Linked DNA regions of Mus musculus: region 2 is linked to region 1. A link is a loop called in an ENCODE intact Hi-C map of the cell type or tissue named here. Cell type or tissue: left cerebral cortex. All regions are shown on one strand. Links, peaks and the distances in the headings refer to the core of each region. The heading gives the core; the rest is flanking DNA.

Region 1 (15,640 bases), core at 5,269-10,268:
AGTATTTCATTTTCAGAAGGAGGCACAAAGTGTCATTGAATTCAGCATTGTAAAAACAGTTTTTCCAAACAAGCCCTGTCTTTGCCTGAAATGATCAAGTGTTTGTGGTTCAGAATAGTCAACAAGATGATGTGGACAGTGGTTCTCACAAAATGTCTCCCGCAGTAACATGAGTAGATGGTTAACATCAACCAGTAGCTGGTTAGTTAGAAGACATGATCTTTCATTCTAGGGCTTAAATTGTTCTTGGTAGTATTAACCCCATCGGCATCACTGGACTTACTCAGAGGACATGGGTTAAGACCTTCTCACTCATATCTGAGAAATCTATTTTTCAAACATCATACTATAGACATTAGGTTGAAGGACAAATGTAGGAATTGTCATGCCTTTTAATTTAATATACAGAAATCTGAAATCTTTTACAAAAGAAAAAATATTCCGTTTTGTGTATCTCTGGAAAACTCATAATTTTTTGTGGACATTAGTTATGTAACTCTTTTATATCTAAGGAAATATCATGGTTTGTATAAAGTATTAATAGTATTGTAACTTATGAAATATAGAAAGTGTTTTTATAAATTTTACAAAACTAACCTACAGTCCTGATAGAAAATATAGTTTTAAGTGGTCATGTGCAATTCATGACTGAACAAATATCCTTTTGACTAAGTATATTAAATAAATGTGAACTTTTGGTGCAAATAAATGGAATTGTAGCATATGAAGGGGAAGTGTTCCATGCTGTTGACCAAGAGATGAGTTTGGAATTAAAACTGAATACTATATTACTACAATGTTACAGTATTCATCCTAACCAGAGTCAAATAGCTAACTCTTGTTCAATAGATGTGATGCTGCATTCTAATAACATTCCAAACAAAAACTTAGCCACTTGCAAATATCATTATTTATTTTGTTCCATTATGTGTGAAATATAAAACGCAATGCATTTCCATTAGCTCTAGAGAGAAAAAATGTTTATTTGTTTTCAGAATCACTGACAAAATATCCTAAAATTTTTGGTTCAAAGCATTGTAATAAAGTCATCCTATGACATTTTAAGTGGACCCATAGAAAAGAAGCTTTTCCTAGTCTAGATTCAACAAGGGAAGAAAGGGGTTCATCTTTCTTTTCCTTTAATTTTTTTATTGATTATATTTGTCATTTGACAATTTCATACACATATATAGTGCATTCTGTAACACTCACACCTTTTTTTCCTTATTTTCCCTCCTTGCTGTCATTTCAACCTTCTGCACCCAGGCTCTCTGCCCACAGTCATGCTTTTTTGCTTTGTTTTGTAACTCACTGATTTTAACCAGGACCATCATGTGGCCCTACTTTTGGACTGTCCACAGGATCCTGGTCCACACTCAGTTTTGTGGAGATTCAATGCTGGTAACTATATATATTACATGAGATCATGTTTTTAGTAACTATATAATTCCTTGAAGATAGAATTTCTATGTCCTTTATCTTCCTGCTTTTATATCCTTTCTGTTTCCTCTTTAGCAATGTATTGTGAGACTTGTAGGGTTATAAAAATGTTCTGTTTAAGGCTGAATATTGAGTGTTATTAATTTTAAGCACCTTGAATATCCATGAGTCTCTACATTGACTGCTGTTCATTACAAAGAGAAGCTTTTCTGATTTTGGATGATAATAGTGCTTGCATATAGACGTAAACATAAATATTTAGATTCCAGTTTGGCATTCTGTCAATTTAGCTAAAGAATAGTAACATGCTATACTTTAGGGCTCATGATTTCTTCATATTGTGGGTTTCTGAGAGGGCACGTATTCCTTCCTAAGTAGAGGGCCTTGTATCCAATCTAAGAGTTGTTGAATACTGCTATAACAGTTGTACCACTATTGTAGCAGTGACTGCTTCTTTCTAGACAGGCTGGTACTGTAGTTTATATAGATCATAGATTTTAACAGAAAGTTAAGTTTTCTGGATTCCAACAAATCTGTATCTTGCAAAATCCTTCATCACATATACTTCAAATATTTCTCTCCTCAAATTTCAACCAATTATTCAGTTTCTGCTCAACTTCTTTTGTAGTTATTCTTGGTTGACAAATTAAATCCTGCTTGACTAGATAACCAAGCTATCAGAGGTTTGACTGTATCAACTAGTGTTTATAAGATCATTCTTTACTCAGTGTAACAATTCCAAAGCTTTATTTTCTGCATGCATTTTCAGACACTCATAGAAAATGACATTTCAACAGATGCATTGGCATCGGATGACCTAGTTACAGGTGGCCAGTTCACCTAGTCCACCGGGGTTTCAATTGCCTTCCTAGAGTCCAAAATAATTAGTTGTAACAGGAAGGATATTTTGTAACTCACAGACATTTGATAGAAGTGATCTATATAAATATATACCTGTGACACCAATTGGCAAGCATGAGTATAGGTTCATGTTTTCCCAACAGTGCGAACAATGAAACATTTTAATCTTGGTAGAAAATAGAAGGAAAAAACCTACAAGAATCATCCCAGTTACTTCCTCATTTTTATATCAAAATAGAAGGGGATGTTTATTTTGGCTCATGGTACAAGGGATATAATTCACCATGGAAGGAAAGGTGTGGCATGAGGAGTCAGTTTGTGCACTGGGATGATCAGGTAGCAAAGAGAGGTGAGTGTAACTGGTTTACTTCTTTTAACTTTTTTTTTATCAGTGTAGATCTTTATCCTGGACCCCATCTATCCTCAGTAAACCTTTCAGGAAACACCCTAAAAGGCATGCCCCAAAGTGATTTTCCTAGTTGATTCTAAATCTGATTAAGTTGACAAGGAAGGTTAACTATCATAAGGATCAAAGCTCTTGAAAGATCAATCATTTTCTTGTCCTTATCATCTGTGTCTTCTTCTACAATTTATAGTTTGCTTTACATCTAAGGTATGCTATGGCACTCCTTGACTTTGGCATCTATCTGGTCTGTCATTTACTTTCCTCTTGAGACTATGGGTTTCCCCATCATAATGAAGTCAAGCACACTGACACTTTTGATTTGGACAAATGGTGCAATAGCTCATTGATGACACTCACAAAAGTAAAAATATCACGAACATTACAGATGTTAAAGCAAACTGTGCCTCTTAAACACCTCGTGAGATTTGTTTCTGTGATTGGTGGCCAGTTGAGTACAATAATTTTTCATTATATATGCATTAATGTAAAATGCAGATTTTATGACTTTATTATATCTTGAAGTTTGCTGTTGAAATATTTTCCCAGTACTATTCCAAAATACAAAGAAGGAAGCAAAGCATTTAGAAAAAAGTCAAAATATGAATGTTACTTATCTAGAGTACACATGACCTTGAGGGCTGGGGGAATGGTTGCAGTACAACACCTAGGCTACAAATGACACAAGAATTCATATTCCAATGGCAGTAATCCATTTGAAGGAATTAAAAAAACATGATGAAAGTGAAATGATCGAATATAATCATCTGCATCAATTCTGTCTTCTTTAGCAATCGTTATCTTTTGTAAGTTATACTTTTGGCCATTTGCATGTACCAACTTTGAACTGTCAGTAATTCTCTAGTTTTCTAGCATTTTAGAATGAGATATTTATCACATAACATGGCCTCTGCCAGCTATTTTGCATTGCAATTACACATCAGGCAGACTTTAAAGAAATCATGGGATAAAACTACTTGTGGAAATTTCAAATATTTTCTCTTCTATTTGCTACTTAAGTATGGTAGGTTGTTAGGAGAATGATGTGCTGATTCTAAGGTTCCAGTCACTGGTTGCTACCTTCCTTTCCATAGCACGACCTGCTCAAGAATTATGGAAAGCTTTTTCTTTTATCGTATGAGACAAATGCAGGCAAGATAAACCATGAGTTCATCTGCTGTTTATTTAGGTGCTCAGAAACTCTCAAGTTTCCATGAAAGTATGGTTCTAATACAGAATAGGAACTTGTTATAATGTACAAGCAATCTTCTATGTATGAGACTGTTTTTGTTGTTGTTGTTGTTGTTGTTGTTGTTGTTGTTGTTGTTGGCCTTAAGTAACCCAGGCTGACCTCTGCTTTGAAGCAGAGAATGAGATTGAAGTCTGATTCTGCTGCCCCTGTCCCATTATCACCACATTTAACTTTTGGGGTGCAGCAGATTGAACCCAGGCTTCACAGATGTTGGACACGCATCTTATCCATTGAGCTACATCCTCAGCCCCAAAATGAGATGTTCTGTATACGGAAGTTAGTATTTATATGACAACGCCTCAAGATTATTAATGTCGTAGGAAATTCAGGGCAGTTACATTGGGAATAAATTGTTTGGCATCTTTTCTACAAGGAAGTAATAACACCTATTCTTCCCTACAAGGTCTATTTGCTTTCTAAGAAGCTATTTGTTTCCTAAGTAGCTGTCCATAGGATTGTACATTGGTTATTAAGTGGTAGTGATGGCTGATAGATAAGACTGGGCTTGTACATCTGTATTCTTCCCTATGTTAATTAAAACAAGTGAGACTGCAAAAGCCAAATACCACAAGTTTTCTAGGTAGAACCTAGACTTAAAATTATGTATATATGTATGCATGCATGTATGTATGTATACATATATAGAGAGAGATACATATATGCATATATATGTATGTATAATATTTTGTTTGTGTGTGTGTACGTATGTGTGTATGTAGGAGATGAAAGTAGAAATGGGATCTTGAGAGGAATAATCCTTCTTAAGGAAAGTGGGTAATGTGGGTAGTGGATGAATGAAGCACATGAAATATAAGAGCAGTACAACAAAAAGGGAGCCAGGTGGATGGGGGAGGGGAATGAGAACAAAACATGACACGCAAGTATGAAGATGTCATGATGAGTCCCCTTGCTGTGCATGTTAGCTTGAAACATTAAATATGTTTAAATTGCTATTATGACTACTAAAAATTTAAAATAAATTCATGACATATTTTTTTGATTTAAAAATTACACACTGCCTGGTGTTTACTTCCTCATCTACTCCATGAAGAAACTGTATTCAATCTGGAAGACACCATGGTTATTAAATTTTTTTTAACTGCTAGTGATTTGTGAGTCATGTACTTTCCCAAGCATTTCTTTGCTTGTAGTTATTTTCATCCATTTTTATGAGATGTTTCACTGTCTTCTGATTCTGTATTCCTCTGTTTGTTGTCTCATTTGAGTGCATTTTAAAAGCCTGAATATAAGATCTTGTAAAGAGTTGCTTCTTTTTTCTTTTTGCCTTTTTGCATTTTTACTCCTATCTCTTTAGACTGTGAAATAGGAAATACATTTTAAAAACCCCTTCCACGTCTGGATCCCTCATGTTTGCAATGCCTTGCTTTGGAGTTGGTTCTTACTTCCTTATCCTCTTCCTGCTTCATTTTTTTGTGACCATCCTGAGCTTGTCTTTGGGAAATGAACATTTTGTACACTCGACTGTTCTGCACTTTTAGTCAAAGTCAATAATTTTAATTCACGTTTGGAATCCTTTCCAACATATATTGTCATCCTTATTTGTTTTTCAATTTTAGGTAGCATTTAATACATCTAGTTCTGCCTATATACTCATGACCTTATGTCCCAAGCGGAAGTGTTTCTCATTTCTACCAATCTCTATCAATTCTTGTGTTCTCACTCTGTTCCTAGGTCATGACACCATCACCTGTAAAGTCTTTGCTGGTAGAACATCATCAGTGTTCTTGGTTTATGCTTCCTTCTCATTCCTTATATATCATACCACTGTCTTCATTGCCACAGCATCAGCTTATACATTTAACTGCAGCTTGTATCCTGCCATCATGTCTAAGGACATGGTCTCTTGAAAGTAATACCATGTAAGAAGAGGTCTAAAGATCAAGGATGCTTCTGGGAAGGCATATTGGTTTCTCTTTTCTCAACTGATCATTGGACTAGGCTTCTGACTTGCTCATTTGCTCCAGGTTTATCAGAGTAGGATGCATGCAGTTGCAAAGAAAGAGATGAGAGTACAAAACCAGAAAGATTAGCAGAATGCATTTGTATTTGCCATCAACAGAAGATTCCAATTCCTTATGTGTCAGTGGGTATTACAGAGGCCAGGAGGTTAGGACAAAGGATTCAAAAACAAGTCGAATGCTGTTTTTACTGTGGAAAGCACTACAAACTCTGGAAGCTATTTAGGTAAACCTTGCCTTCACACACAGAGGTGTTAATTCAGGCAGAAATGCAGAGGTAAGCACTTGAGTCTGCCTTAGAATTAAGCCTTGAATGTGTGATGAAGGATCTGTATCAGGTGGATTTGCATCCCAGAGCATACTTCAAACACCCTCCCATCTCCCAAATAAGATCAAAGGTGAGACAGAAGAATAAGAAATGCTACCTGCCCATTCCATCTTCAATTCCCCTCAGCCACATACTTGGCCAGATATGAATAATTGAGTATCTTTAAATGTGGCAGAAAGAATATGTTTTGACTACAAAATAATTGAAAAAAAAAAGAAGTATTTTAATGACAAAAATGCTTGAAAGATTTAAAACATATCTAATAAACATATTTTTAAATTTTAAATTAATATAATTTTACATGTAGTAGTGCTTTGTTTGCATGAATATTTGTGTGAGCTCAGTGCTAGCAGTTTGAAAGAAGGCATTGTAGCTTATGGTACTGGAGTTAAGATAGTTGTGAACAACCATGTGGAGTCTAGGAATTGAACCCAAGTCCTCTTGGAGAACAGCCATGGACCCTCTATAAATTTTTTCATATATGTTCACAGAACAGGGAAGTTTGACATAGTGCAAAGGGGTAATTGAGAAAAAAATGTACTGTATTTTCACTGATCAATCAGAGACATCTGAACAAGCTACTTAGCTATAGTCACATTGCCTAGTTTCCTGTGTGTCTGTTCCCTGCTTCATTGAGAACTCTGTATGTGGTTCCATATATTGTACACATGCTTAAATATTTTTGTTGACTGAGTGAAGCTATGCATACCTGAATGGGTCAACATTTAATTGAGTATATGGTGGTAAAGTAGAAGGCATAAAAATTGGAGGATATGGGGAAGAAAACACAAAACCCAATAATCTCTCTCTTGAAAGAAGCAAGCATTTGAGAGCTACTATTTATTAATTGATAAATTCACAAGTACTTAATTGCATGTACTGTATCTATTGCCTTCTTGTCAGGTCTCTTTCTCTTTTATCTTGAAACTTCCTCCCCCTATACTCTTTAAAGACACAAGGCTACCGTGAGCTTTAAGATGCCAGTTGTATTCCTTGGTCACTATCTATTGACTTGTTAGTTCTGTGTGCTAACTAATTATCATTTAGCTACCATAAAGACAGTATGTAAAACTGAGTTTTAAGAGATCACTATCTTTTTAGGTCACGTTTTCCTTCCATGTCTTAAAAATGGGATTCTCAAATCGTCACGCATAGTTCCTTATCATGTTTTGAACCCAGTGACATGACTCTTTACAGGTTTAGACTCACATCCATGTGGCTCTTTCAGAAGGTCAAATCTGTGCTACTTTTAAAAAGAAATTGCACTTTTCATTGCTTTCCTTTAGAGCTGCAAACCAACACTGCCATCCACTGTTCCTTTGAATAATCTTCTCCCCATAGCTCTCACCAAGATGCTTTGAAGAAAATACGGATGACAAAAATCAAGTCTTTTGAACGGACGGGGAGCTCATTGATTTTAAGCAAGTGACACACTAAATCATAAAAGAACCAGACATCACGACTCACCTTCCTTTTCCAAATGCCTACACGTGGAAAATACATTCACACTGTGACCAAGCTGACAAGCAGTATCTAAAGTCAGTGTTAGGCTTGAATGGGAAACATCTCTCAAATGGCTTATATCTGAACAGTTGGCTCACACTGTTTGGTGCTGTTTTGGCAGGCTGTAGAACCTTTAAGAGGTAGGGCTTAGCTAAAGGAAGTAGGCTTCTGGCAGAAGGCTCTTATAGGTTATAACCTAGTCTGGATCCTAGCCCCATCTCTCTTTGTTTTATGATCCACTGGAATGAACAAGCTGTGTGAGATATCTCATCATAGAGCCAGTGGACTCAATTGCCATGTATTTTTGACGATGAGTGACCATATCTTTCAAACCATTAGTCAAAACAGGCCTATGATCCCTTAAATTGCTTCCATCAGATACTTGATCTTAGTGATGAGAAAAGTAGCTAACACAATTTCTTTCTGAGTCTTATAGGAAGGGAGAGTCATCCATTTTCTTCTTGATCATGATTAGAGTTGCTTCATAGGCTCTGTAAACTCAGGGCTGGCTCTCAGTAACACCCTAATATTTCAGGGTCAAAGCCAGTCTTCTCCAAGTGGCGGGATGTCTGTGTCTTTTGTGTCTCTGTGTCAGAAAAGTCCTACCACACTTGGAGGAAGAGCACACATATCTAGACTCAACCTCCTGACTTATTTCTTTATATTATTCCCTATGCCTCTCCCATGTTTATTATATATCTAGCCTTAGCTTTATTCTATTCTCACTTGAACTTTCAAAATAAGAAAATTTTAATGAAAATTATGAAGAATTTAAAATATTTCTTTTGCAATTTTTTTCTTATTAATCCTTCACATAAAGTGCCAAAATTTGAGGCCAGAAGTGTCATTCCTGAAATGTCTCCTGGTGAGCTGGTTCAATCCTTTGCCTATTCAGGTGAAGACACTGAGACCCAGAAAAAGCAAAACACCCTGGCACAGAGTCACCAGGAGACAAGGCAGGTAGCAGAAGTCTAGTCTTTAAATGTTGCCAAAACCAACTTCTAGCAAATGTGTCTCCCAGAAGTGCCAGCCACCTCTCTGCCCTGGAGTGACAGAGCATCATGGGTGGCATTTTCAATAACAACCTTTCTAAGAGTGTCTTTGTTCTTTCCTGCATCTCCTCACCTCTCTTAACTTCCTCTTTTGACAGCAGGATATTGAGGCTGGGAAAGAGCAGGCAATGTCCACATATCTCTTCTATTCACCCAAGGAAGGCATGCAAGTTGATGGCTTATAGAGTACAATAGAGGACAGACAGTAGGAGTGCCAGTCTTCATGTCCTGATATAGTAGGAGGACAACTGAAGTTGTTTATTTATTTGTTTTGCTTTTTTTACTTATTTAGATTTATGGTTCTTTCATCAGAAGATCACAGTTCCTTCATCCATCCAAGCATCCAAGCATCACTTATATTTGAATTGTTCTTAAAATTTATGCAGGCCATATCTTTCTTATTATCTTTTGAGATGGTCCCAAAGTAAGCTGAGTAGATGTGTTAGAGAGGCAAGCGGTCAACTCAGTGCTCGCTCAGTGCTGTTCCTGCAGGGATCACACTTGCTTTGGAGACTTAGAAATATCTACCACTATATGGTTCCTTAAGTCAGATTCCAGTTGGTTGATGTGTTTGCAATGTTTGCTTTATGGATTGACAATGTGTGGGTGTAGGGTTGAGCTGTAAAAGATTTTAGTACAGAAGGTAATGACACTGGAGTGTTATAAGGAATGTCAGTTTATTTACTAATAAAATGTTTCTGTGTAGATTATTGCCTAAGATAAAAGTGATTTGGATAATTTACTGGAGATTGATGGGGAAAAATATATTTTGAAATACAGGACACAGTGAGAGGAAAGGGCAACTAATTATCCCAGCTATGAGAAAAAAAGGTAAAAAGGAAATAATTATTTAGCCAAGTTATATTATTTAACAGGCATTATAATGAGTTTCAAACTTGTTATCTCATGTTTGATCTCTGGAAAGTTCTGAAATTAATCATGAGTGTACCCATTTTTAGATGAGCAAACAAAGGCTAGGACAACAAACTACACAGAGGTCATTTATTAGGAAAGTCACGATGGAGAATGGACTTGGTGCGTTTGTGCAGAAAGCTTACAGGAGGAAAGCAAACTTAAGGATAAATTAGCACTGCAGAGCTGACTGGCTTCTCTGGAAGAGAGAAGTAATGCAAGCTATTGAGGGAAGAGACTAGGAAGATAGGAAATCGGAATGCTAGATGAAAGTTGCTAATTTCAGGGCTAGAGATCTGGCTCAGAAGCTAAGAGTACTTACCTGCAAAGGACCCAGATTCTGTTTTGGGCACCCAATGAGGCGGATCATAAGACCCCATAACTCTACTTCTAAGGAATCTGCTGCCCTTTTCTGAAATTTCTGGGCACCTGAATGTATTGCACATAAATTCAAACAGTACCTCCTACACACATACATATAAATTAAAGTGAATTTATGTTTTAAAAACTTGTTAATTAATTTATTTATTACATCAGAAATAATGAGTGATTTTTGATATAGGAAGAGTATTGAGGTGTGTTTCAGGTAAAGATATGTTTCAATCATGCATGAAGAGAGGTGGAAGTACATTGTTACAGCAGAATATTGAGATTGCTATATTCTAATGATCCTGGTGACAGGTTTATTTGTGCTCCATGGGTTCAAATAATCTTATTTATTTTTCTGGCCTGTTTAATTAGTATAGTCAGATAAAAAGTTTTTTCTTATCATAAATCTTTCCCAGACAAATTAGGCAATTTGTCAGAAATACAGCCTAAGCGACTCTCCAAGTGCACCATCTACCATTTCTGCCTTCATTTAGGTTCCAAACCAAAAGTTCTGAACACTCTATACTCATACCAGGCAGGAATCATCTGACAAATTTTCAAAAAAATTTTATATTTTAAAAACATATTTTGGAATATTCTATAAAATAGCATGATTACTGTCATATTAAAGTCCTCACTAAGAATGATTAGGAAAGTAATTTGATTTAAAAAAAAAATCATGTTCACCAGTGTCAGAGAGTGGCCAAGCCATGGATGAGGGGCCCTAAGAAGGTGAAGATGGGAAGACACAGGGAAGTAGAACAATATTTTAAAATGTTTAAGAATTCCAGTTATATCCTCAAAGTTGGGATACACAGGAAGGCAACTGAGTGGCTCCCCCTAGGCCACGGGTAGTAGGTACCAGACTGAATGTCACCTAAGACAATGAAGGAGCAAGGTCTCATAGTCTCATGCTCGACTTCCCCTTTCTGCTATGTACTAACTAAAATCTGGACTATGTGAAGGTAAGCAGATCAGCTGCAGACAGAACAGCAGAGCACACTTTGTCAATCTTATGGCCAAGAGTCAAATGTTCATGTCCTTCCACAGAAAGTACCCTTGCAATATATCAGTTTTCCATTTGAAACCCCTGGAGAGCTATGACATCTAAGTTGATGTGAACCAAAGTACACCATCTCCACGTCCCTGCACTCCCGGTTCAGAGACAACCAGCATCACTGAAGATGAGCACCGCCTCTCTAAAATTCTCACGCAGAACACCTGGAATAGATTCTAAAACCACTTTGCCTGATTGAAAGACAAAGTAAGGAGAAGCAGTATACTGTAAGACCATAAGAGTCGTAACCACGAATTATCCATTGATTGGATATCTATTTTAAATTTACAAAGGATATTAATAATAACTTTATAGACATGGATAAAAGATGAAAAGTTATAGATGAAAAGAGGGAGAATTTATAAATATGGACTCTATAAAATAAAAGGAAAACTTATATATGAAATAAAAGTTTACAAAATTGAATCAGTAGCTATATATTCAGCTACCTATTCAAAGCATTAGAAAGCAAGATTTGTGAACTGGGGGCCAGTATAATATAAACTATCCATTCTGAAGCATAGAGAGCAAAATAATTATATGTGTAGAAAAGAAAACAGGAAACTTTTAGTGTTGCTAAATATAAAGCTGCAAGATGCATTCAAGTATTTCCTTGTAGTGAAAAAAAAGTTTAACAAAGAAATATTGACACATAAACCTTCTGTTTAACCTCTTAAAGCAATGATGAAAATCTTTGAAAAATGACATTGTATGTAAGTAAGCTTTTAGTAATTTGTGGAGACGCATTATGAAATAGATGGAAAATAGTGTTCAATGAAAGAGGAAAGAGTCAAACTTTCTACTGAAAAAGCCTATGTTGAGTGTCCATGAGGATGCTTCCAGAGACCATTGACCTGTGAGCCAGCTGAGTGAGGAAGCCTCATGCTGAATGCATGTGTGTACTTGAGCATCAGTAGGAGCCATGGTCGGAATGAAAACGCAGAAGGGGCTAAGCTTATCTATTTTTCCTTTCCTCCCAAGAAAGCACGCTCTTCTTCTACTGCTAGCATCTTTGACATTAGACTGCAAGCCTTTTCTCTTTGACTTGATCTTGTACCATCAGCCCAGAAGACAACCTTAGGTGTTGTCTTTCATCTTTCATTTTGTTTGCGACACGTATCTGCTGTTCCCTGTTGCATACTCCAGGATAGCCAACCAATGAGCCCATGGAGAACCTCCTGTCTCTGTCTCCCATAATACTAGAGGGTCACTGGCAAAATGGCAGAATTTTATCATCACTCCAAACTCAGTTTCCTCCGACTTAAGCATCTTTATCTCCTGAGCAGTCTCCATAGCCTGAGGTATTATAAGATTCTATGACTAGTAGCTCTGTAGATTGACAAAATCAGATTGAAAATTTATTTGACTATTTCTTTTAAGACAGAAACACATGGAATTTTGTTATCTGGTAAACATGAGCATAGTAACTCAAAGTTAATCTCCCATATGTATGCTTAGAAACAACACATATGTTCACCAGAGACATTGTTTTTTTTTTTTGGGGGGGTGGGGGGGAACAAGTCTCACTATGAAGTCCCAAATGGTTTCACACTCATAGTTCTCAGCTTCCTAAGTGCTGGGATTGCAGGCATTTCTCACCATGCCTGGGTCAAGGCATTCTCAATAATACTCCAGTCAGTCCAACTATCTAGATAATGTATAAATATGTCTTGGTAGATTCATAGATTGAAATCATATGGCACCATAAATGGAAAAATCCATAGCTACACACAACAGCATGTACTAAAATCACAAATACTTGAGTCAAAGAAGCCATTTGTGAAAGAGAGACTACAGTAAGTACATCTTAACTTTTGTATATTCTAAAAATGCCTTAAAGTGACCAGTGCTATAAAAAGGCAGTAGGGTCATTATTGTCAGATATGAGGTATAGTGACTAACACGTTGCACAAGCTTTTGGAGTACGGATAATGTCTTGTCACTCTATCTTGCTGTTGGCCACAGGTATACCCATTTAGTGACCATCCTTTGGGCTGTGAACTGAAGGCACCTGCATGCTTCTGTGTGTAATTAAGAGTCTTCTTATAAAGGATTGACCATATACTGAAGACACAGGAAATGAGCTACGTGACTCCCCTCTATGTTTCAGTTTGCTTGCTACTGTGGTAAAACATTCTGACCAAAGTCAACTGGGGGCCTACTTTGCTTATTCTTTCATGTCACAGTCCACCATTGGAGAAAGTCGATGAGAATTCAAACAGGGCAGGAATTTGGAGGCAGGAACTAGAGCAAAGTCATACCTTTCTTATAATAGCTTGGTCAGCCTACTTTCTCATACAGTACAACCTCCACCCCAGAGCTGGTACAGCCCCCAGTAAGCTGACCTCCCATATAAATTATCAATCAAGAAAATTTCCTATTGACTTACCAAAGGTAATTAAAAGAGGGACTTGTTTTTTGTTTGTTTTTTTTTTCAGTTGGGCTTCCTCTTCTCAGACAACTCTAGGCTATGTCCAGCTGACAATAATCTAACAAAAAAACCACCTTATATATTTACTGTCTTTCTGCTGTAAGTACTCTTCTGTCATGTGCCTTGAAGAATTATAGAGAGCAAAAGGAGTAGCATGCTGACTATTATGTTCATGGTAGCCATCATGCCATAGAGTCTACACACACTCTAACCTAAAACCAACCAAGGTTTCATTACAGAAGAAAGTTTGTTGGCTGTTAATTATTTGGAAGAAAATAAAACAAAGCATGACTAAATTGCATAATCATAATAAAACCATCATCTAAAACTTCTGTGACTGTTCAAAAGGTATGAATTTGCCAAATAAAACCAGTGTCTAAAAATGTGTAAGCCATCTTTGTTTGTGAGGCAGTTGAGTAAGTCAGATAAAATGTACTGGAAATACTGCTTTTGTAGGATTGCTCAGAAGGATGGAAGTTGCAATAGAGAAAACATGAGCTTGATGTTCTGTTCTTCAAGAACCAATCCATTTATCCAGGGATGCAAGAGTTAAATCTGCAAAGCAAAACAACGAATTGTGTCCTAATTGCTAAATTCTGTCATGTATTGCATAGGTAGAATAAAAAACAAAAGATGCAGAGCAGAGTGATAGGAAGGCTCATTGGAGGAGGTGGGGCAGGAGCAGGCTTTGTGGATATGATTGACTAGCAAAGTTTCTTGGAGATCTAATTAACACAGGTTGTGTTGGACAGCTGAAGATTACCTGTTCTGTAATAGTATGAATTGATATCATAAATGGTTTCGATGCCATTATGATGTATCATGTGTAAATAATTCATGCATAGACTAATGGAGCCATACAATGGAACTGCAGGGGTGTTACAAATTAGAATTTATGTGCATTGACATAGCAGTGGGTAGAAGCTGGTGCACTGCTTGCCCCCTTCCCTAGTCACAGTTCCACATTACTGCCAGTACCAATAACCAATAATGTGTATGTGTGTGTGTGTGTGTGTGTGTGTATGTGTGTGTGTGTGTGTGTGTTGGGATGTGATATGTCTATACATGTCACTCTTGAATTATTAGGTAAACAAGATTCATATAAGCACTTAATTTACAAAAACTCATCCTCAACAAAATTTATACAATAGCCACATAATGTATGCTCAAAGGAAAATTGGAGAAAGAGGTAAAAATTGAGGTGATGTAGAGTTTAAGTATGACTGACATTTTGAACATTACTTTGTGACTTCTCTTCACGTGGAATTTTAGTTGAAGATCGAATTTTGTTGTTTGAAATACTAGGTATTGTTAGAGAATCTCTTGGATAAAGTCACTGCTTCTCTCAAGTGGCTGTTGGATTTTTATTCTGAAATTATCAAGACTGGTGTGATTATTTTAATTATCAACTCGATGGGATTTAGAATAGCTGTGGAAACAAATTCCAGAATAAATAAATCTCTGAGAAATAGTTGTAAGCATACCACAGAGTTGGGGACCTACTCTGAATTGAAAGAAGAAAGAACTCTCAGTCAAAGCACTCTTTGCTCTCTTCCTAACTACGGATGCAATGTGACCAGCCATCACCTCTTCCTGTTCGCATAGCTTCTCCCCCATTAAGGACAGCTTCCACTGATATTAAATGAAAGAAATAATCCCCTAACTTATATTGGTTTTGTTGGCTCTTTTGTCACAGCAAAGAGACAAGAAGCTAAGGCAACTAGTGTGTTGGCTAGTGTGTCACACAAGCTTGTGTCTTAACACAAACTAGACTCTTGTGGGAAGAGGGACCCTCAATGAGAAAATGTGACCATCAGGTTGCCCATAGGACATCTGTAGGAATATTTTCTTGATTAGCTACTGATGTGGGAGAGCTCAGCTCACTTGTCACTGGAGGCAATGCTAACCCTGGGCAGGTGGTCAAGGGATGTATGAAAAAGCAGGCCAAGTGAGCTGTGGATAGCAGCCTATTCCATGACTTCTTTAGTTCCCACTTCCAAGTTTCTGTTTGCAGGTTTTATCTAGACTTCTCTTAGCGATGGACTGTATGCTG
Region 2 (15,640 bases), core at 5,054-10,053, 800 kb before region 1:
CCTTCTAGTTACAACCGTCCAGTCCGGGGGGCGGGGGGTGTCCCTGTCTGCATTGGAATCTGTAGTAAAGACTAGAAAGGGGCGGAGGGGAAAAGAAGGAACTGGAAATGGGATACAGAGCGCAAAAATGACAAGAGATAGAGCAAGAGGAAAAGGAAAAGGAAGTGAGGAAGGGCGTGGGAAGGAGAAACTGACAGCGCCACGGTGCACAGAGTGTTTGGAGCCCCGCCAGATAGCGCTAGAGGGCTATTTATTGAAACCCGTTCTTTCCGCGCCATAGGGAAACAGCTAAAATGGGAAGAAATCAAACAGGGCAAAAGCAAAATGCAACAATTCCACTCCATCTTTTTTTTTTTTTTAACCTGTCGGTTCATTTGATCGTATTTCCAGGGTGAAAAAAAGTCTATGATAGAGCACGAAGGTGTGAAAAAGGAAAAAAACCAATAAATAAAAGTAAACACAAAGCAAAAGCAAAAATAAACCAGTAAGGTGGTGGTAGTAGTGGTGTGAGGACAGGGGCCCTTTCCCAGGGTAGACACCATCTAGAAAGAGCACGAACCAAGGTAAGAGGTAAGCAAGTGAGCAGAATTCTTTTTACTGTAACTTTTCAGTTATACTGCGGAGAAGGTCAAAAACAGTTCACAAGGATGAGCGGAGGTTTACGGAGAAGAGACGTTTTAAAAGTAATAAATGGCTCCAAGGGCTGGAGTGTGGGACAAACACGTTAATAGAAATGCCAAATAAAATATATATCAAAAATTCCAACTGTCAGCCAGCAGGACCAGGGCAGAAGACAACCTAAGCCCTGAGCCTTTGTCCCAATAACATAAGACTCAGGGCTGTTTCTGCAGGACCACAGCACCCTTGGAGAACAATTTACAGACAGCCCAGGAATCCTGGAGAAAGGGGGAAAGGACTTTTAAAACTCACCCTCCTTTAGAACCCAAAGGAAAGTAGTGCAGATGGAAAGAGAAAACCTGAGAGCAGAAGTGGACATGGCAAGAGAAAAAGCAAATGGATCGTGTGTTTTTGAGGTCCCACCCCGGCTAGATTCACTAATTCAAGGAAATAAAGGTCCTTCGTTCCTATTGATATTTTACTTTTAAGTATCAACCTTGTTTGTCAAAAACCCTGGCATTTCCTATGGCTAGCCTCCCGTTTTAGCAATGAGCTTTCCTTTGACCCAATGAAACCCCTCTTAACTCAAAGGAGTAAGTTATCTTCCATTAGGCTGAGCAGAACCTCCCCAATTCAAACATAATCTCACCTTCTTTCTTCAATAAAACTCTCCTTGATACGAAATATTCCAAATCAAAACATTAACTAAAGTTACAAACAAGATTAAGGCTGGATTTACTGGCTCTGGTAATAAAGCATCAATTGTTCTAACTGTTGAAAAGAAGACAAAAGGGATTTAAATCTGGTGATTTTAATACACAGATTAACACTTCAGGACCTCACAGTTCTGAGGAATGTGGAGTTATCTGTGCAGAGGATCTGGACATTGGGGAGGGGGGATATAAAAAGAACAGCCGCAATTACCACCTCAAGGAGGCTGAACAAGCACAGCTAAAATAAAGTTGGAGTTTATAAATGCTACTTCAAATTAACTCCCCTCCCAAAAGCCAATGCCGTTGGACTACAGAACTAGGGGGCTTATATTATTCCCTTAAATCCTTAATGTTACCTATAGTAACATTCCACAAGGGATCAAAAGAAGAAAGGGAGAAATAGAAAGGAGTGCTTTTCAGAAGTCTAGGAGATGCTTCAATAAGAAAGGGGGTGATTAAAAACAGACTCTTAAATTTGAGAGGCCCAATTCTCTTTCTCATTCACCCCCTTCAGTACCCCCCTTTTCACCTCCTTTTTAATTCAATGTTCCCACCCCCCACTCCAGAGCTAAGTAGCTGATTTAAGATTGTGAAGAAATAGGTTTTACCAACCATATTTGTTCTGGGGCACTTGTAAAACGCGATTTGTAGAGAGTCTTTAGCCTTCCAATTGTCTTTGAATTGTTTTTACTGAAACAGATCTTTTGCAGTTAATGAGTCCCCACACAGCTGGACAGCTCCTCACGGACACTGAGAACTCTAACCCCAAAATGACCCCAATTTGACACCGCAAGATGAAATTTTACCGCCTGTTAAAACCATTTCCAGCCTGGGCAGAAGGGGCTGACTGTTGACTGAGGTGTGCATGGCGCCTGTGACCCCCATCTCTTGTCTGTCTCTGGGGCTGCCCCACCTATTTCCCTTCACCTCAAATGTGGGAGAGTAAATGAATCCACAAAGGGTGTGGAGTGTGAAGCTCTGAAAACAAGGTGCCCATATACAGAAAGAAAAGAGAAAGTGTGGACACCTCGCTGTTGTGCAATGGCTTCTACCAGACATGGAAATCGAGATGAGGAACAGAGGCAAGTCCCTCACTATATGCAACCTATGCTGTTGTATTAATAAAAACACCCATAAGCTGTTGGATGATCACAACTTGTGGTATCACAGGGATCAGGAAAGATACTCCAACTTGATCCCCTGTGCAATGCATGGCAGTGGTAGATTTTAAAACTAACATTTAAACTAAGAGTTTTACCAATAGCGTGCATCTGTGTAACCCATCTCTTCAGTGAAAGCAGCCGCTCCTTTTAGATAAAGTGAATTTCAAAGCCAAAAGGCCTTCACCAGCATGCTATTTTCAACCACCTCACACTTCTTAACTCTAAAAGTCTCCCTAAAAATTCTCGCTTTTCTTAAAATGTCCTTCCTTTCTGCCCCCTACATCTGACCAGATTGTCCTCTTGTTTGCTTTAAGGCATTTGCCAAAATTCATAAGAAGTTACGTGGTGAAGGAGAGGAAGAGGTTCAAGTTTAAGCTCCGTCTGCACTGCCCACAGTATAAATCGGGGTTAGCATTTTTCTTTGTAAAACCCCAAATTACCACCCTTCATCAAGCCATTATTTCCTTAACGATTGCTTTAGAAAATAGAAATAATCAACTTGGATTTTTGTTTTTAACTCAGGGAGAAACTTTATTAATGCTGTTTTTTCTTAATGCTAAAGAAGTTTTACTAAATAAAGGTTACCGGGAAATTAAATCGCTTTACAATATCAACAAGCTGGGGTTGGGGTGGGGGTGGGGGCTGCGAACCGCTGTGGAAAAAAAGAGCTAAGCATGCTTACAGGAAGATGCAGAGGTTTCTCACGAAGTTGTTCTTTACAAAAGAAGCGTTTATCTCGGAAACCCGTGTTCCTTTGAAAAAGAAACTTCCTAACTGGCGTTTATTTAACCAGGATTTAAAAAGAGCAAAAATCTTACTGGCGATACTAAATAGCCAATGTTGAAATTAAGAACAATTAGAGGAATCAAAACTGAATGTAAACTCTGCCAACAGTGCTGGGCCGACAACTTGGATCCAGTATCATTCACAACTCTGTGAAGCAGAAAACGGTCTTCAGCCAGGCCAAATATTCTCTCATATTCTGTGTCTCTCCTTTCTGTGTCTGTCTCTGTGTGTGTCTCACCTCCCTCTCTCTCTTTCCCTCTCTTTTACCCTAGGAGGATAAACTGAGATTTAACTTCACCCCCTCCCAAAAAAAAAAATTCTGGAGGCCAACTTTTCCTTTTCTTTTTACTTACCTTTTCTTATCTGTCCACGAGTAATTCAGCATCAAATGAGACGGATATTTGTAATCTTGAAGTTCTTCTAGGGGGGAAAAAAGTGGTGGGGGAGGGGGAAAGGACCATATAGTCCTTCGGGTTCCAAACTGCTCTGCTGTCTTGGGCTTGAAGCGGAAAGAGAGGGAAACCCTTGGCTGGACTCTGCTCCCAGAAGGTCCCCGAGGCCGCCTTCCCTGCTTTGGCCACTGGAGCCAAACTCGCACGGGCTGCAACCCCTCTCCCGGCGCGCTCTCCGGGCCTCTGCCAGCCCCTCCACACTGTCTTTATATGTGAGGGCCGATTTCCCGCAGACATCATTGTTATGATGGCTCATTTAATCAAACTGTTTAATTGCTCTGGTAATCACTATCATCATCACAGGTGCTCAATCATTCATCATTTTTGGAGGGCTTTATTGACCTCCGGAGCTCATTCACCAGCCCTAGGAGAACGAGGCCAAATTTCCTCAGACTCCGCATGGAGTCTCGGCATGCAGTAGTTTTAGCTAGCTTGGGATGTTCAGAAGCTTGCTAGGAAACCAGGAAGATGCTAAATGGGAGAAAAACCTCTCTCTCTCTCTCTCTCTCTCTCTCTCTCTCTCTCTCTCTCTCTCTCTCCCTCCCTCCCTCCCTCCCTCTCCCTCTCCGTCTCCCTCTCCCTCTCTCTGTAAGTCCTCTCTCTCTCTCTCTCTCTCTCACACACACACACACACACACACACACACACACACACACACACACACACCACTCTACTATACCTAACCACTCCCATCCACCCCCGCCCCCATGAGAAAGTCCAGTCAAAGGCACCCTTGCAGGAGGCGCTGCTTTCTGTCACGGGATGGTTCAGAGTTGGGGAGGGAGGCCGCAGTTGAACAGCAAACCCTTACTCTGTTTGCTATTCTCTGGGCCTGGGGCCCGGAACCCAGGGCGAGGGTGAGAAGTTGGGGAGAGGGCGCGCTCCCAGTGCGTGGCTGGGTCGCGCTGCCAGCTGCCTGGTGGCGGCAGGGTGAACCCGGCTACGCGCGCCGGGTGACCAAAGCTCCGCCCCCAGCTCTCGTCTCTCGGTGATTGACGCGCAGCCGCGGGGAAACAGCAGAGCAGAGGTAAAGCCAGCTGGAACTCCGGCCAGGGATTGGGCGGGACCCCGGCCAGAACTAGTTTCTACCAAAACCTAGTCGGGTATTTACCTTTTTAACCCTACTCGCTTCCTTTTCCTTTTGGGAAAACTTTAGGAGCCAGTCCCATGGTCCCCATCCAGCGAAATCCTCCCGGTGTAATTAACTCAGCCTTTAGCCCTCTTTACAACCGCTGCGCCCAGGGCAACCACAACAAAGCTGGGCAGCCAGAGCCAGCCACTCCTCGCAAGCATCTTCTGTCTCACATGCTTTTTAATCTTTCTCCTCCGGTGCTTCCTAGATCCAAGATTCACTTTAGAGGCGCACAGCGGTCACGCGCACGCACGCACGCGCGCGTACACACACACACACACACACACACACACACACTTGTCTACATCGGTAAACAACAAACACCAAACAACTCCCTCTCCTCTAACTCCTACCCCACTAACTCCCGCCCTACTAACTCTCATCCTGCTTTCTCCCTCCAGATTGAGCCCAGGACCCCTAGACTCTCAATGGTGGTCTACACTGTCTGCAGCGCACCGAGGGACTATGCTCCGAGTTCAGCTGCTCATATCTTGTACTAGACAAAAATGAATATTGACAAAAAGGGCTCTGCATCTGCACGAGAAAGAAAGTACCACTTAACAACAACAACAACAACAACAACAACAAAAATCCTAGCCTGGCGGTGGTGCAGTTGGCGGAGCTTGCTGCTCTAGGTTGTAGTGGCAGAGTTCGGGACCTAGTAATCCGCCGGCAGAGGAAGGGGGCCGCGGAATTAAAACGAACAAAAGCTAGAGCGCCATGCCAAACATCCCCAACGCGACCCAGTTAGGCAGGAGCCAAGAGGAGTGGTGGGGAAATAAACGAGAAGTAAGTTGAAAATAAAAAGATCTGAGTCTGTACCGTACTTTCCCTGTGGCTTTCTGCAGTTTTCCTGTCTGCGCTCTCCCTGTCCTCTTCCACCTCTCTTCCTTCCCCCTCCAATCACGCGTGTTCTCTCTCTCTCTCTCTCTCTCTCTCTCTCTCTCTCTCTCTCTCTCTCTCTCTCTCTCTCCCTCTCTCTCCCTCTCCTGTCGCTCTCCCTCCTTCCCTCCCTTCCCCCTTTCCCCCTCCCTCATCCCCCCTCCCTCCCCTCTTCCTCTCCCTCCCGCGTCGTCCCCCTGGAGAAGCAGGCTTGCTGATTTGCTCCGGTCCTCTCCGCTCCAGCCTCCCCTTCCCCAGCCCCCCCCCCCCCCCCCGGGGCCGTCCGACCGCACTCGCTGCATATCAGAGGCTCCGCGCTGCGCGCTCCTCCTCGCTCCAGCTCCCCACTCTCGGGATGTGTCTCCGCCGTAGGACGGGCTATGGCCACCACGACTTCCGGGTTCCGTCATTTCGTTCTCCCGCCGCCGACCCGCGCCGCCAAACTGAGGCTCTACTATAAGCCCGGCTGCAGCCAACCTGCCAACACCTACTGACACTCACTCATCTCCCAGAGAGAGAAAGAGAGCGCGAGAGAGCGAGCGCGAGTGAGAGCGAGCGAGAAAGAGAGAGAGGGAAAGACAAAATACCTACCAGAGAGGGGGGGAGGAAGTCCAATTTTTGCAAACTATTCATTTTTTTCTTGGTTTTCTCCTTGCTTTCTTTGAACAATACTTTAAAAAGAGAGGATCATATTAGAGCTATTTTGGGGGCAAAGCTAAAAGAGGGGGGAGGGGGGAGGAAGAATTCAAGAAGCAGAAACCCCTCGCGGAGTTTTACTGGAAGAAAAAAAAAACGGGTCTGAAAGATTGCTCCTCTTCATCATCATCAACCATCATTCATTCACTACCTTGACATTCCGGGCTTTGATTGACAGCTGGAGTGGCAAAAAGCCATGAAACTCGACAGTTCGGTTACATGTGGGCTGCTGACTGGCCGCTCGTAACCTTCAGTTCGGGGGCTTGACAATTTTTTTTCTTTTTCTTTTCTTTCTTTTCTTTTTTTTTTTCAACTAAGAGGAAAAGAAGAGAAAGAGGAGTAAAGGAGGACCGAAGAGGAGGAGGAGGGGAGGGGGAGGAGGGGGAGGAGGAGGAAGATCAGGAGGAGGAGGAAGAAGAGGAAAAAAGAGAAAAAGAAGAAATATCACTGAAAAAAATTCTTCGTTTTCTTGACTGGGCTTTCCCCACCCCCCAAAAAATAACATTGGAAAATTGGGAGAAGTCTCCTTGGTTTGGAAAAAAAGGACTCTTCAACCTAGCTCACTTTCTTATCCGGACTGGGATATTAAATATACGACACATCCAGGAGTTTATTGGAGCGCAGACTGATGGCGCAAAGGGTAGGTTTAAATCTCCAACACTTACCTAGATATAAATCCTCTCCTACAGGGCCCTGCCCCATGCCTTCTCTCCCTTTGAGCTGGCTGCTGCTGGTTGCTTGATGATGATGGCGGCCAGTATTTTAAAAAATAGTAACAAAATTATTCACCGGCTTCTTTCCCCCCTGTGCCTCTGCGTGTGTGAGAGTGTGTGTGCGTGCGTGTGTGCGTGTCTGGCCGCGCGTGTCCCAGCGCTGAGCGAGCGGGCGGGCGGCGAGAGCGTGTGAGTGGTGTGTGTGTGTGTGTGTGTGTGTGTGTGTGTGTGTGTGTGTGTGTGTGTGTGTGTGTACTTGTGTGCAATTGTTACACGCTTTCGCCTCGCTCCAGCTTTTACCCCGGCAGCGTGATTCCCCGGGTTCTCTGCGGGCGGCGAGAGCGTGTGAGTGGTGTGTGTGTGTGTGTGTGTGTGTGTGTGTGTGTGTGTGTGTACTTGTGTGCAATTGTTACACGCTTTCGCCTCGCTCCAGCTTTTACCCCGGCAGCGTGATTCCCCGGGTTCTCCTGCCGCCGCCGCTGCGCCTCTTTCGCCGCTACTCGCGCGGCTCCGGGCGGGCGCGGGCTGCGTAGGAGCCGCCGGCGTGGGGCCGCGCTGCCTAGACTAGCCCCGGCTGCTTGTTTTGTCTCTGAAATTGACAAGGACGCAGGGAATCCGCTGCTAAATAATGTTTCTGGTAACTTTCACGTTATTCCTCCCCACCCTCAGCTCCTAGCCCCCGGGGAGGCACCGACCCTAGTCTTCCCTTGTCCTTGCCGTTCTCGGCCTGATTATTAGCGTTTTTCTTCTCTTTATTTTGTTTCATTTCGCCCTTTGATTTATTGGATCTCCTGGAGGAGGCGAAGGGGGGTAAGGGGTGGGATCCGGGGCTTCCTTCTCTTGCTAACTCCACTTCTCCCTGGGTTGGCTCGCTGGGGTTCTGCAGCCTCCAGCGGGAGCGGGGCCTCCCTGTGCCCCCCCACCCCCCACCCGGCGTCCCCGGCCTCTCCGCCTGATCTGCCTTCCCTGAATGCTGCTCTCGGCTCAGACTTTAATTTTAAAATTTACGACATCCTCTCCCAACTTTCAAATCTGTTTTTTCTCCTGGTTTGGTTTGTAGTGTGTTTAACTTGTGTCCGGTACTTTTCTTTTTTTCTGACTTTGTTTTTATTCTCTCTCTCTCTCTCTCTCTCTCTCTCTCTCTCTCTCTCTCTCTCATCCGTCTTTACACCCCCTATCTCTATTCCATCCCCACTCCTCTGTACCCTCTTTTCTTTGCTCCGGGTTCCTTTGCTTTCCTGCCTCTGCCCCCCTGGGTTCTCTCTTACTCTGTGCCACCGCCCCCTCCTCTTGCCCGGGCTCTGACAGTACGATGAGCTGCCCCATTACGGCGGGATGGACGGAGTAGGGGTTCCCGCTTCCATGTACGGAGACCCTCACGCGCCGCGGCCGATCCCCCCGGTTCACCACCTAAACCACGGGCCGCCGCTCCACGCCACGCAGCACTACGGCGCGCACGCCCCGCACCCCAATGTCATGCCAGCCAGCATGGGATCTGCTGTCAACGACGCCTTGAAAAGAGACAAGGACGCAATCTATGGGTAAACCGACCCCCGGACCCAGCTTACTGTGTGTGAGTGTGTGTGAGTGCGTGTGCTTGTCTCTGGTGGTGATGGTGGTGGTGGAGGTGGTGGTGATTGTGGTGGTGTTAGGGTGGACCAGGGAGGCTAAGTGGGGACTTAATTCTGCATGAGGAGACAGACTGCTTGCAGTAGAGAAAGACAAGGGAGAGAGCCTGATCTTGAGTCAAAGACCAGAAAAATAGAACCTTCTCTGCTCCCTTGGTTCGGCCTCTCCAGACCCCACGGTCCAATGTAAGAACTGAGTCTTTAAATCTTGCCGGCCGGGCCTTCTCCCCAAGGACACGAATCCTGGCCAAAAGGCACAGGGCTGGTTGTCTCGGGCTGCCTAACACAGGCCTTGATTAAGAGGAAAGTTTTCTGCAGCCGAGAAAAAACTTCCAGTTGCCCTTTCTTTCTTCTTTTCTCTCACTCTTTCTTCTTTCCTTTCTTTCTTTCTTTCTTTCTTTTTCTCCCTCCCCTCCCCTTTCTGCTTCCTACTGAGGGCCTGGGAGTCACTAAACGCAGCTTGAGCTGGAATCAGGGCAGCTTCTGTCGGCCAGGAAGTCCTAATCACTCACTTCTTAATTCTCTGTAAATAAAGGGGGCAGACCTTGAAGTGCAGCGGGGTGGAAGAGACTGCCGCTTACACACACAGCCGTTCTTGGGAGTCAGGGAAATGGCTGGAAATTATTTTATATTCGGAGAGATTAGGGAGGGGTGGGCAAGCACGGTCCAAGCGAGTACTAGCCCGGCTCTTCCGGCTGAGGGTAGGTGGGGAAGGCGGCGGGATGCCGAGGGGAGGGGACAGTGGGTAAACAGCAACTGAGCCTAAAGCCTGAGGCCTCAAGCATCCCGAGGTGTAGCTAAGCCGCCCGGAGGAACACAAAGGGCGTACGCGCCCGGCACTCACACTTCTAAGTTTTGAAACGCGGTTTATTTATTCTTGTGAGCTGCAACGCTGAGAGAAATGTGGTCTTTCGATGGAAGCTCTTTCTTGTTTAACATTCTTATTATTTTGGCCCTACTACCGGAGCTTTACTGGAAGCAGAACAAACAAGTTTATAAAGCAAAGGGTGGAGAGATGAGACCTTCTTAAAATCGTGAAAAGTCTCTCTCGTGTGGATGTTGGTGAAGCCCTCCGCCGGGTCTGAACCGCCCGTTAGATCAATTCAGAATGGGAGTGGGGGGCGGGAGGGCACCAAATAGCGCTCCCTGCCCTGGTTTGTGTGGCAGGCGTCTCTGGAGTGGGGTCTGGATCTACTCCGAGCTCTAAATTGCCTGGCCTTCTTGCGTATTTCATTACTTCCCAACTGAGTATATGTTTACTTGGCGGGCTAAAGTGGCCGGGGGCTTCTCCGAACTGATCTGAAAAGACCTGTGAACCCAGGGAAAAGGCCAGGCTGTTTCCTTTCTGTTTGTGGCCCAGGCTCGGCTGATTGAGGGTGTAGTGTGTTGCGTGCCTGTTGTATTAAAGAAGGAATGCAAACCCTCCAAACTTGTTGATTACAGTTCTTGCTCCTTCCCCTCTGCACCCCATCTCCGTGCGTGTGTCTCTGCGTGGCGCTGCCCGTTAGGCACCCGTTGTTTCCTCTGTTAGCTCTGGTTTTTGAGAAGTGCGAGCTGGCGACCTGCACTCCCCGGGAACCCGGAGTGGCCGGCGGAGACGTCTGTTCCTCTGACTCCTTCAACGAGGACATCGCGGTCTTCGCCAAGCAGGTCCAACCTTCTTGACCCGCTCACCCCCCACCCCACAGAAGCCCTCCACTCCCCCACCCCCTTCCTCCGAGTTTGACTTGAAAGAGGAGGAAAAGGCAAGACACCCGATCTGTTTCTCTGGCCCACTCGGCACTCTGCGCCTCCTCCCCACCCCTCAGCCTGGAGGCGAATTGGAAAGGGAGATAAATATGGGTGTTTGTTTTTCCCCCCAGCCAGGAATACAGGGGCTCGACCCTCGAATTAAAGTTGACCTGCTCCTAATCTGGGGCTTGGCCTTTTCCCCGCCTGCAGCTACTTGAACAAGAATTGGGGAGAGGGGCTGGGAGGGACCTGGGAGTGCCCGGGAGCAAAGGAAACAAGGCGCCTGGCAGTGAGGTCTGCACAGGCACCGAGGTGCTGGAGATGGGGGGACCCAGCCTCTGACCCGGCTGCAGAAGCGGGTACTGAGGATCTACGAGCCGCCTTGCCTACCCTGCTACAACTGAAGTAGAGTATGGCTCTCCCCACCAGATCAGGACCTGAAGGCCCTGCTGTTTCTCCAGCGACCCAACTCACTTAAGACACCAATCTGTTTCTTGAATTTTACCAAAGCCCCTGTCCTCTCTTCTGCCCCTGCCCTTCCAGAGAACCGGGTCCCACAACCCAGAGTAGTGGCCGATAGGGTTTTTCTGTTTTTAAATGGGCTGAAGATTCATTCTGACTTTCCCTGCTTCCTATAGGTTCGCGCCGAAAAGCCTCTTTTTTCCTCAAACCCAGAGCTGGATAATTTGGTAAGGCTCAATGTTTCTTGCTTGTCTCCAGCCTCGGGGCCCCGTCCCAAACTCAGAGTCACCCACTTGCTCCTGGAGCTCCATGGAGTTTCGGCAGAGCCCTCCTAGGAAAACACAGGGGAAGAGACTTATTTAGAGCCCCTACGTGGAAGGCGAGCCAGGGGCGGTATGGGCCTTAGGGGCTAAGAAGCCCACCGAGGCAGCCGCAGGCGCCGCGGCGCAGAGCCGAGTAGGGATGCTTCCCAGGTCTTGGCCTCGAGAGTAAGCGGCAAGAAGGGAGTGATTTCCTCTACAGGCCGGGGGAGGCATTGGAGCCCCAGGCCGCTGCCCTGAAGGAAGTAACTGCTCCGGCAGTGGCAGCGAAAGGCGGGCTAGGACTGGGTTGGGGGTGAGGGGCTATCCTGCGCAGGCCACTTTTAGGTGCAATTCTTTTGCTAATTTGCAGGATTTCAATATTAAAAGTACTTAAATCCCCTTTCAAAGGCCCAGCCTCTCCATTCATCTGGAGTATTTCCTTCTTCTGAGAGGAGGTTTGCTCTGAGTCTGCAGTTCTAAAAAGGCTTTTCTGTCCAAAGAAATAGCTCTCTTCTCTTCTCTTCTCTTCTCTTCTCTTCTCTTCTCTTCTCTTCTCTTCTCTTCTCTTCTCTTCTCTTCTCTTCTCTTCTCTCTTATTTTTCTTCTATTATCTCTCCTTCCTCCTCCTTCCCCTCCTCCTCCCCCCTCCTCCTCCTCCTCCAATTTGACCTGAGGTGGAGGGTAGGAGGAGACTGTAAAAGAGGAATGGGGTGGAGTAAGACCTGGTGGGAGAATGCAAGCTGTACCAACACCACACTGTGAGGACTGGGTGGGGTGGGGGTGGGGTGGGGGAATTCATACTAAGGCTGCCTGTATACTAATTCCCACTACTGTAGCCAATGAGGCAGAGATGATCAGTAATAATTTGGTTTTCTTATTTCTTGGTGTGTGAATTTTGCCCGGCCACCTGCTGGTTTCTTCTTTCTTTGCCCAATTTCCTCAGCACACTGACCTTCACACACACACACACACACACACACACACACACACAACTTGCATGTGTTAGAACCCTAACTCTATCCTATTAAATTTCCCTTTCAGATGATACAAGCAATTCAAGTACTAAGGTTTCATCTTCTGGAGTTAGAAAAGGTAAGCAGGAAACAACAGTCCGAATTTTGATTCTCTCAACCAGATGATTGGAGATGCTACAAGCCTCCAGACTGAGGGATTACACATCTGGAGATGTTGATCACGTTTTTATTTCCCTCCTTTATAGACTTCTTAACCCAGGGGCTCAGAGGATATGGGAATCAGGGCAGCTCTGACTTTTAAAGCCCCCACCCCCAGGCGCTCAGGATTATTTGAAGTACAGCAAGAGCCATTTGTGTTGCTGGACACAATGTCTACTTGTGTCTCTATTAGCTTAGCTTATCGTGGACCCAGTGCTCTTGCTAGGTGCAAGCAGAGAGAAGAGTCCTCTCTGGGGTGTCTTTGCCTTGATACATAGATCAATCATTTCCCCAGGAAACATACACAACAGAATCACAAATGTCCCTAATTCTAGTGTTTAAATGCTTCTGAGTTACCAAATCACACTTTCATCTCTGCTTCCCCAGTCTGAACTCAGTTACTTCCAGTTCAGTTTCTTTCTTTCTTGTAACTTGTTGCTCTGGGGAGTCTCTGGAGGATAATATCTATTGCCACAATTGCCCTATTGTTTCCTTGCCTTCAACTCTTACACCCCTTAATTAGAGTTATTTTGGAAGACATCACATTGTTGCTCTCTACAAATGTAACCTTGCAACCTGATATTCTTCCCCTTTAAAAAATGAAACCTATAAAGACAACCTGAGCTGAGCCCTCGCCATGACCCTCCTCCTAGGTCCACGAACTATGTGATAACTTCTGCCACCGGTACATTAGCTGTTTGAAGGGAAAAATGCCCATTGACCTCGTGATTGATGAGAGAGATGGAAGCTCCAAGTCAGATCATGAAGAACTTTCAGGCTCCTCCACAAATCTCGCCGACCACGTAAGTCTGCAGAGCCCGTGGAGTTCTCTGAAGGCCACTGGGCAAAGCATTTTTTTTTAAATCGTTTAGTTGCTTTTGGAGTTATCTCTCCCTTTCTCACTATAAGTGTCATGGCCTTTCTTTTGATTTCCCCTTTCTTGGACCCTGTTCTTATTTATGGTGAGAGTCTAAGAACCAGGGAGTTGATAGAATAATTTGTGCTCTTCATGTGTGAAGTTGCCTGAACCTGGTGGCTTGGGAGTTAGTAAATTCTCTTTTGGCATGACGGTCTCAGTCTTTTCTGGGTTCTTTCTGTGTGTAATCAAGGCATAGCAAGAGGTAGCAAGAGACAAGACAGTTATCTGGAAAGGAAGGAATGGAGAGAGAGAGAGAGAGAGAGAGAGAGAGAGAGAGAGAGAGAAGCAACTGAGAAAAGGGGGTGCCTATTTCTTTCCTAGAGAAGACAACCCTGAGAATTCCTGGCAATTTTGTCTTGCATTGACAATAAAAGGAGTGAATGAACACATTACAAGTCTCAGGACTTTTTGCTCATAGAAACTTATTGTCAGAATATGGTCTTATTGCCAAGTGCCTGAAGCATCTCTATAATAAAAGACAGCAACCTTGATGAACCAATTTTTTACACTGTATTACAAGAGCTGAAGGGAATGAAGGCTGAGTTACCGTAGGTTAGTGTTTGAGCTTTAACACTTTAACAGTTGGTGGCTGAGGATGGAGAGTGTGGAAGATACCCGTGGATGTCAAGCCAGGAAAGGAGATTTCTATTCTCTGTTCTTATTCTTATTTTGGAACTGATCTACTGAATCTGATGGGGTGGAGGGAAGCATATGTAGTGATACTCGAAATCTGTAGAAGAAGCAAAGAGAAGAAAGATTGCAGCTGGCAGGGATGAAGGGGAAGGCAAGGGTGCTGAGGTTAAAGAGTGGGTGTGAATAGCACTGTATTTTGGGGAACTCAAGCCGGGAAGTGGGGGACAGGGTATCTATGCATTCATTTGAACTCACAACCTAAACGACATAGGCCAGTGTCTGGGTAATTTCATGGCTTAAATATTAATTTAACACCCCAATAGAAGTTAAACAGGCATTGAGGTTTGAAGGCAGTTTGCATTACCCTCCCTCAAATTCCTGGGTCTGAAGAGGAATGAAATGCGCTACCTGAGGAATAATAGCTTTTCTGTGAGTTCTCTTTTTCCTCTACTAAAAGTTTTGAAAAGAAGCAGCCATTGATTTTAAAGACTAACCTTTGTACTACACAAGATAGCAGCCTAAAAGTTCAAGATAGTGAAAGAAAGATAGGATGCCCAGTCCTGTAATGAAATGAATGGGCTGCTCAAAGCCCCTCTACCCGTCCTGATCCTTACCTGTTTCCAAAGCAATGGAGGAAATGGTCTCCGAGCAGCCTTGTACCTTGTATGTATTAAGTGAATTCAAAAAGGTGTGGTAGCTATTGGCATTTTCTTTGCTTCTCTGTGTCTCAACAGTGTGTGCCCTTGTGGTCCAAGTGACATGTTAGCTTCATAAGTATTGCTTTATTTTTGTCCTTTACTTATTCCCCTCGCTGTCTGTTTCTGAGCTGTATGCATTTGCACTGTGGGAGTGGAGATGAAGAGGGTTGGATTTACATAGTTTGCAGCACGAGGGGTCCCTAGTTCTTCCTACTTCGGAAGCTTATCTGGTGTTATTTTGTGTGGTCGTGACTACTTGGTTTTCGACAACAGTTTCTTGACAATGCTTTTTCTGGTGGATGTATGGAGTCAGGTTGTGCTGATGTTTACGTAGAAGAAATAAGATACTCCAGTCGGTTTAGAGTTTTGGCTGAAATTCAGTGCCAATTTGTGAAGATATCGTAATATTTAAATACAGACTCAAATAGAAGGTGGTACCTAAGAGAATAGCGCCTGAATAATTTAACAATTGTCATCTTTGGATAAAAGAGTCAACTGTAGCATTTGTTGCTACCCTTTCAAGCCCCCAATCAAGTAAATATGACAACTGATTTATTTTGAATCCATGAGGGCTTGCCACCTCATTGGGCGTCATAATTTAAAGCCTTTTATTTCCTAGAGATCTGAACTATAGCATTTTTGCTTTAACCCCCTGCTATTTGTTTTGAAACGAAGCAATAATTTGTTCCACCAGCATACGGGGTGGGAAATGGAGAGGTCTGCCCCATGCTTGTGTTTCTTGCGGGACAAGAGAGAAAGCCTTGAAGGCTCTACAGTGTTTAGGTACCACACGCATATTGACCGAATCTGTGGCTAGGCCACCCCCTCCTACCCCACAAAGGGCACCCACCTAAAGCTTTTCACCCTTTCCTACAAACTTGTCATCCCTCAACCCCTCAGTCACAAGAGGAAGAAGAGACCAGAGAACCCCTACCTGAAA

Evidence for each region. A loop is a pair of places that touch in the nucleus more often than their neighbours do. Peaks named below come from ENCODE experiments on the same cell type or tissue, not always from the same donor. Only the 100,000 strongest peaks of a DNase experiment are listed, where the experiment ranks them.
Region 2: it touches region 1 in a loop (6-fold over the local background); 2 of 42 quality-filtered maps call a loop at or near these places.

Annotation. Positions count from the first base shown.
Region 1 is chr2:115,260,376-115,276,015 of GRCm38, reverse strand. No RefSeq gene overlaps it. Among named protein-coding and RNA genes, the nearest start is that of 4930528P14Rik, 76 kb to the left of the region's middle. In left cerebral cortex, for the core only: a CTCF peak has its summit at 7,569; a DNase peak (open chromatin) is centred at 7,601.
Region 2 is chr2:116,056,244-116,071,883 of GRCm38, reverse strand. Meis2 (Meis homeobox 2) reads left to right here and starts at 6,826. Exons shown (of 12, transcript NM_001159568.1): 1 at 6,826-7,082; 2 at 8,464-8,696; 3 at 10,292-10,433; 4 at 11,153-11,203; 5 at 12,320-12,370; 6 at 13,104-13,253. The coding sequence starts at 7,071. G630016G05Rik (RIKEN cDNA G630016G05 gene) reads right to left here and starts at 4,659. Exons shown (of 5, transcript NR_153841.1): 1 at 4,544-4,659; 2 at 3,634-3,700. In left cerebral cortex, for the core only: no CTCF peak of the experiment used is centred there; DNase peaks (open chromatin) are centred at 8,936, 9,354, 9,542, 10,003 and 7 more places; H3K4me3 peaks cover 4,718 bases; H3K27ac peaks cover 4,351 bases.